Regions from separate parts of the Homo sapiens genome. Here region 2 is linked to region 1. Evidence: read pairs that join two places in POLR2A ChIA-PET (ENCODE). Cell type or tissue: GM12878. All regions are shown on one strand.

Region 1 (4,000 bases):
CATTTAGGGTAAAGTCATTATTATGACTGTTACTATCTTAGAGACAAGGTCTTTTGCTATTGCCTAGGCTGAAGCGCAGTGGCACGATCATGGCTCACTGTAGTCTTGACCTCCTGGACCCAAACCATCCTCCCACCTCAGCCTCCCTAGTAGCCGGGACTACAGATGTGCACCACCACACCCAGCTAATTTTTAATCTATATTTATTTTTTGTAGATAGGGTTCCACTATGTTACTTAGGGTGCTCTTGAATTGCTAGCCTCAAAGCCATCCTCCTGCCTCAGCCAAAGTGCCGAGATTATAGGCATGAGCGATCCTCCCTGGCTGATTTTTTTTTTTTTTTAAGTATAATGCTTTGTATTATTTTCTTGGTAGTTCCCCTAGGTTTACAGTATACATATGTAACTTATCCCAGTCTCCTGGCCAAAGTGCCGAGATTACAGGCATGAACTGTCCTCCCTGGCTGATTGATTTTTTTTTTTAAGTATAATGCTTTGTATTATTTTCTTGGTAGTTGCCTTAGGTTTGCAGTATACATGTGTAACTGATCCCAGTCTCCTGGCCCTGATGTTTTACAGCTTTAAGTGTAGAAACTTTACTTCTGCTTGGGCCCATTTACCCACCCCACTTCACTATAAATGTCTTAGCACTTAACAGACTTTGAATGCCACATCAGGTGGTTTACTTCAGTCATCAACTGTGATTTTAAAAACTCATTAGGAGTAGGAGATTATATTATCTTTTCCCCCCTTTTGACTGAATAAAATTGTCCCTTTTTTTTTTATTACCTATTCTGATGGTCTTCTTTCTGAGGCTCTAAGCCTTCTTCTGTTGTCATTTCCTTTCTGTTTAGAGAACTTCCTTTAGCCATTCTTTAACGATCAGTTTGCTTGCAACAGATTCTCTTAGCTTTCCTTTGTCCAAGAATGCCTGTATTTCCTCTTCATTCCTGAAGGATACCTTCACATTGTTTCAGAAGAGAAATCTACTGTCGTTTGAGTTGGTCTCCTCTCCGAGTTCATGCATTGCTCCTCTCTGGCTGCTTTGAAGAGTTTTATGTTTAGTTTTCAGAAGTTTCATTATGATTTGTCTTGGCACAGGCTTCATCCCATTTATTATATTTGGGGTTTGCTTGGCTTCTTGAATCTGTACATTTATGTCTCTTGCCAAATGTGGGAAGTTTTCAGCCATTATTTCTTGAATGACTATTTCAGTCCCTCTCTCTCATCTCCTTCTGGGACTCTGACATACGGCTGTTAGCACTTTTGTTAATGACCTCCGGGTCTCTGAGACCCTGTGGCCTTGTTGAGTGGGGTTGGAACATCAGCTCCCCTCTGGGCGTTGCTGATTCTAGGGAATGGGAGGGGGTAGCAAAGCGACAGCTAATCCAGCCTTCCCCCCTCCCACCCTCCCATCCCCTCTTTCTGCCTCGTGGTGGGGGTGCACTTCCCCACTGGGCCCTGCTGACACCACCCTGGTGAGGGAATTGGAGCACCTCCTGCTTCTTCCAGGCAGAGAATGGGAGGTGAGATCCCTGCTTGGCCCTGCCAGCACTATTTGACATGCCACTTGGAGCATGTCACCTGGTTCCTTGAGGGTAGAAGATCAATTTCCCCCTCAATTCCACTGAAACCTCAGTGGGTGGTATATGTGGTTTCTCTGCTGATGTTTTCTCTTGTATTTGTTTTTTGTTGTTGTTGAGATGGAGTTTCGCTCTTGTTGCCCGGGCTGGAGTGCAGTGGCGCAATCCTGGCTCACTGCAACCTCCGCCACCCAGGTTCAAGCGATTCTCCTGCCTCAGCCTCCCAAGTAGCTGGGACTACAGGCACGCACCACCATGCCCAGCTAATTTTTGTATTTTTAGTAGAAATGGGACTTCACCATGTTGGCCAGGCTGGTCTCGAACTCCTGACCTCAGGTGATCCACCCGCCTCGGCCTCCCAAAGTGCTGGGATTACAGGTGTGGGCCACCGCACCTGGCCTTCTCTTGTTATTTGGAATAGGACGGGCATTGCCAAAAAGGTCTGCTGTTGTAAGAGCATCCTTTTCTGGGTCCTTTGGCCAAGAACAGGCTCTTCTTGGAGTTCTTTTTCTCTGTACCTTTTGGCTGTTCCAGCTTGGAGGCTTCTGCAGCGCCCATCCTGGGTAAGTAGGAGGCAGTAAGGACACCCAGAGAACTCACTGCCTTGTCATCCCTCAAGTCCTGAGGTCGCTGGGTAGCCTGCCGCCTTCTTTCCACCTGCTTTCTGCACTTGCTGGTTGTGTTACATTCAGAACTTTCTTTTTAGCTGTAAGGGGGCAGACCTGGGAGGAGTAGAGCTGTTACTTTGTGGAAGTCTCCATCATCCTGGTCTTTTTACTCAGTGTCTGGGGCTTTTCCATCTTGATCACAGTTGTGCCTGAATTTGCACATAGGATTTCTGTTAGATAGTGCGAGGACTTCATTACCTCACTCTATCCTCTGCAGTTCATTATTTGAATCTACTAGTTGCTTTGATTTTTTTGTAAAGATTGCCAGTAAGACTTTCTAGTTTATTCTTTTTTTCTTAAACAATAATCAAGTTTATTAAACAAATTTTTTTAAGTATTATAAAATGTTTAACTTTCATCAGCTTCAAGGTTTATGCTGCTCCCAAATTTTGCATACAACTGAACTTTCAAATCTGCTCACACCCACTGAATTGCTTCGACTTTGGATTCTAAGGCGTCAGTTGCTTCTTGCAAATTTTTATTTGCTGCTTCTAACATTTCCTGTGTTTCTTCTTGAGAATGGCTAATGAAGACATCACCGATTTGATAAGGCATCATTAAGCAGTCAGCATCTGCAAGCATGGTACCGTCACGAGCATCTTCTACGTTTTGGAGTTGTTTCTGTTTTACTTCTATTTCTTCCTTCAGCTCTGTGATTCTACTTGTATTCCATGCAAATTTGTTTATCTTTTGTTGCTCTTCGAAAGTAACATTGACATCTTCTGCAGCCGTCTTCTTCATGGTGGCCACCATCTCGGGACTGGAGAACAGCATGAGACAATGGGACTTTGCCCCCAAGCGCGCTCTTGCTCCCTGTCGGCCCAGAATTCCCTGGCAAATACAACCCTGTCTCCACATTCCCTCCCCTTGGACCCATGGCCAATGATCCCTAAAAGCTGGGACACAGGGAGGAAATGTCACCTGGAAGGACTTGGTACATGCCAGTTAAAGGGACCGGCAACCCCCGTGGGCCAACATCAATGGGGGTGTGGGGAACAGCCTAGTTTATTCTTTTTATTTTTCTAATTCTACAGATGATATCTCGTCACTTCCTGACTGGGCTGTCCTTAAAGTTTGTGTATTTGGTGTTCCCGAAGTTGTGTAATAATGCCTCTGGTGGTGGGGTGTGCCTCAGGCTGTTGGAAGACATCAGGCCAGCTTAGATTTATCTCACAGTGCTTCCATTCCCTGACTTATGTGTGATGCGTTAAATCCCAAGAGCGTTTTCATTACTAAATTTCACATCCAGTTAGAAGTGGATAAAATGTTAGCTGTCTGAAGGTTCCTTGTTATATAGACTAGAAGTCCTAACCATCCACATGATTGCATTAGTGTAGCCTTTAGCCACCCCAAGGTAGACTTGTCTTATATGCAGATGTATAGTCACGCATCGCAATGTATAGTCATGCATCGCGATGCATAGTCACGCATTGCTTAACGACTGGGATCCCGTCCAGGAAATGCATCGTTAGGTGAGGTTCTTACGCAAACATCCTAGAGTGGACCTACACAAACCTAGATAATATAGCTGACCGTATACCTAGGCCTATTGCTCCCAGACTGCAAACCTGTACCGCATGTTACTATACTGAATACTGTGGGCCATTGTAGCACAATGGCAAGCATTTATGTATCTAAACATAGAAAACGTGCTGTAAAAATCTGGTGTTATAACCTTATGGGACCACCATCGTATATGTGGTTCATCTTTTACCAAAACATCATTATGCAGTGCGTGACTGTTTGGCTG
Region 2 (4,000 bases), 210 kb before region 1:
ACTTGTTGAGTGCCAAAACCATTGCACCTACATCAGCTACAGAAAAGAGCAGAGCTTTCAGTGGAAATTTTAAACAAGTGGGATCAAGATCCTGAAGCATGTCTTCAAAGAATTGTAGCAAGAGATGAAACATGGCTTCACTGGTACCATCCTGAAGACAAGGCACAATCAAAGTAATGGCTACCAAGAGGTAGAAGGAGTCCAGTCAAAGCAAAGCAAGAGTGAAGCAGTCAAGAGCAAAGGCCATGGCAAGAATTTTAGGGGATGCTCAAGGCATGTTGCTTGTTCTATTTCTGGATGGCCAAAGTACAATAATATCTGCTTATTGTGAGAGTATTTTGAGAAGGTTTGCCAGAACTTTAGCAGAAATACGCTAGGGAAAACTTCATCAGACAGTCCTTCTCCTCCATGGCAATGCTCCTGCTCATTCCTTTCATCAAAGAAGGGCAATTTTGTGAGAGTTTCAGTGGGACATCATCAGGCATCTACAGTACAGTCCTGATTTGACTCCTTCTGACTTCTCTTTGTTTCCTAATCTTAAAAAATCTGCAAAGGGCACCCATTCTCCTTCAGTTACAAATGCGAAAAAGACTGCATTGACATGATGAAATTCCAAGGACCCTCAGTTCTTTAGGCATGAACTCAATGGGTGATATCATAATTTTCCAAAGTGTTGACCTTGATGGAGCTTATGTTGGGAAATAACATTTATATTTTTTATTTTTATATTTTAATTTCATTTCTCAATGAATTTTTTGAAGTCTCCTTGTATACTGACATTTTTGTAGGTCTCTTGCACAATTGTTATTTTTTAAATTGTCCTATTTATTTATATTTAAAAGAATTATTTTCACTTATTTATTTCAGTCTTTCTGAGTTCCTTTTTCCTAGATTTTTTTTTGAGACCTTGCTCTGTTATTCAGGCTGGAGTGCAGTGGTTCAATCATGGCTCACAGCAGCCTCCAAATCCAGGGCTCAAGGAATCCTCACACCTCAGCCTCATGAGTAGCTAGGACCATAGGTGTGTACACAGCCAATTTCTAGGTGTTTGTTTGTTTGGTTTTAGAGATGGGGTCTTGCTATGTTTCCCAGGCTCCTCTTGAACTCCTGGCCTCAAGCAATTGGTCCTCTTGCCTCAGCTTCCCAAAGTGCTGGGATTATAGGTGTGAGCCACCACACTTGGCCCCTAGATTTCTTTTTCATTTTATTGTCATCCATTCTCAAGGAACTTTTTTCTTGAGGAGTGCTTAGGAATTAAATTTCCAAAGTTCCCTGCATGTTGAGGAAAATGTTTATTTTGCTCTCACACTTAATTGATGATTTGGTTGAAATCAGAACTCTAAGTTTAAATTAAATGTCCCTGAGAACACTGATGCATGACTTCCTTGTCTTTTAGCAGCCAATGTTGCTGATGAGAATTCTGAATCCCACTGGGAACTTGGCATCAGTGTGCATGATTTTTCTCTCTAAAAGATTTTAGAGCCTTCTCATTATCCATCTTTTTTTTTTTCTTTCCTGAAATGTCATGAGGCTATATCTAGGTACAGATCTTTTTCATTCATCCTACTTGGCCCTCCGTGGTCTCTCTCCTCATGAAGAATCATGTCATTCTTCAGCTCGGACAAATATTATCGTTATCTCATGATTAATTCCTCCCTCCACCTTCTCTCTTCCTGCTGGAACTAAGTAGACATTGGTCTTTCTGAATTCATCATTTAGATCTCAACTTTTCTCTCAAACTTCTTCTTTCTTTTTGGGTTTTATTTAGTTCTCGCTTTCCAGCCCAGCAGATAGACCTCACAGACATCTTCTTCCAGCCCTTCTACTGTATGTTAAATTTTATTTTATTATTCGAACAACCCTATTTTTAATTTCCATGACCTGTTCCTTTATTCAGGCAGCCTGTTTCATAGTAATTTGTTCTTATTTGATGGATGTGATCTCTGCTCGAATCTCTCTGCGGATTCTCATTGGAGGATCTTTTTGGATCATTATGTTTCATTCCCTTCTCATCATTGTTTCTTCCCTTCCTGCCCTTGGGAGATGATTGTCCAATTTGTTCATCTAAGTCCCACCCTTTCAAGCTGCTGATCTCTGTCCATGTTTGGGAAGGTCCGTGTTGACTCGTGTGGAGTTTCCTTTGTCTTTTCCAACCTCTGTATGGAGGAGAGGCCAGCTGGGATAACGGGGGGCAGGAATACTGTGTCAACAGGCAGCCTTGACTCCAGGGCTATGCTCTGAGAAATCTGGTCTGGGGACCTGTGTCCTTCAGTGCACCGGTCCGCACCAAGATAAGAGCCGAAACTAAGACTAAGCATTTAGAAACTTTTATAGCAGTTTTGACATTGACACGACAACCAAGCATGATCGGCCAGCTTGTGTCTTGAGTGTCTTTTTTAAAATTCTATTTTCTAGTAATTAATTTTTATTATATTTCACAAAAGTATCAGGCCGTAACAGATTAGAATTTTTTTTAAAGGCAGGAGGGGTTGGGGGTGTCTTTCGCTGCAGATGGTTCCAGAAGCCCTGCTTTTGGGAACCCAGGCAGGGAGAGGCTACCCCAGCCGCCCCCCTGTTATGACATGAGGAAGGGCTTTTGGGGCCCATGCCCCCATTCTAAGAGCATTTGCCCCTCTGAGCAGCTTTTCAAAAATTGATACATAATATTTTATATATTTATGGTATGTGTGTGATTTTTTTTGAGACAGGATCTCATTCTTGTTGCCTAGGCTGGAGTGCAATGGTGTGATCACAACTCACTGCAGCCTCAACTTCCTGCACTCAAGTGATCACCCCCATCAGCCTCCTAAGTAGCTGGAACCACAGGTGCGTGCCACCATACCCAGCTAATTTTTTTTTTTTGAAGAGATGAGGTCTTGCTATGCTGTCCAGGCTGGCCTTGAACGCCTGGGATCAAGCGATCCTCCCACTTCAGCCTCCTGGGTAGCTGGAACCACAGGTGCGTGCCACCACACCCAGCTAATTTTTTTTTTCTTTGAAGAGATGGGGTCTTGCTATGCTTTCCAGGCTGGCCTTGAGCTCCTGGGCTCAAGCGATCCTCCCACCTCAGCCTCCTGAGTAGCTGGAACCACAGGCACATGCCACCACACCCAGCTAACTTTTTAAATTTTTTGTAGAGATGGGGTCTTGCTATGCTGTCCAGGCTGGCCTTGAACTCCTGGGCTCGAGCGATCCTCCCACCTTGGCCTCCCAAAGTGCTGGGATTATAGGCGTGAGCCACTGGGCTCAGCCTTTTGTTACATGCATAGAATGTGGAATGATCAGGTCAGGGTATTTGGGGCATCTATCACCTTGAGTATTTATCATTTCTCCATGTTGGGAATAATTCAAGTCCTCTCTTCTAGCTAATTTGAAATATACAATACATTGTTGCTAGCTACAATCGCCCTACTCTGCTGTCCAGCATTAGAACTTGTACCTTCTATTTAACTGCATGTCTGTACCCATCAAACCAAGAGTTTTCACTGGAAAGATCTCTCTGGCTTCGGCCTAGGGGGGAAGCTAAAGTGGCACAGTGGAGGGTTGGGGGAGGGAAGTGGGGCAGCCGTACCTGCCCCAGCAGTCCTACAGATGATGCTCCCATCAGTCACTCGGTGTCTGCCCTTCCTCTGAGACTGCCTTCAGTTCAATCCTGACAGATCTGAGGGGTTCTACAGTAGGAGAGTCACTCTCAGCTCTGCTGCTGACTCCCTGCTCCAGGCTCTGAGCCGGGGCTCCTGTCCACTGCCGTCTGCCTCCCAGAAATGCTTCTCACCTCTTACCTGCATTCTTTCCAGGCACCTTTTTATAACCTATCCCCCACTGTTCTTGGCAGGTAAATTTTGTGTTTAGTTTGCTATCTTTTTTTTAGAGACAGGGTCTCACTGTGTCACTCAGGCTGGAGTGCAGTGGTGTGATCATGGTTCACTGCAGCCCTGAACTCCTGGGCTCAAGAAGTCCTCCCACCTCAGCCTCCCGAGCAGCTGGGACTACAGGCACC

The links. ChIA-PET counts read pairs that join two places held together with the same protein. Peaks named below come from ENCODE experiments on the same cell type or tissue, not always from the same donor. Only the 100,000 strongest peaks of a DNase experiment are listed, where the experiment ranks them.
Region 2: POLR2A ChIA-PET joins it to region 1 with 5 read pairs; 4 of 35 experiments call an interaction of 5 or more read pairs at or near these places.

The regions. Positions count from the first base shown.
Region 1 is chr7:2,834,624-2,838,623 of GRCh38, reverse strand. The region is part of intron 1 of GNA12 (G protein subunit alpha 12); the gene reads left to right. It also overlaps the pseudogene PFDN4P1. Among named protein-coding and RNA genes, the nearest start is that of GNA12, 7.7 kb to the left of the region's middle. In GM12878, no CTCF peak of the experiment used is centred here; no DNase peak of the experiment used is centred here; H3K4me3 peaks cover 459 bases; H3K27ac peaks cover 201 bases.
Region 2 is chr7:3,048,937-3,052,936 of GRCh38, reverse strand. No RefSeq gene overlaps it. Among named protein-coding and RNA genes, the nearest start is that of CARD11, 7.1 kb to the right of the region's middle. In GM12878, no CTCF peak of the experiment used is centred here; no DNase peak of the experiment used is centred here.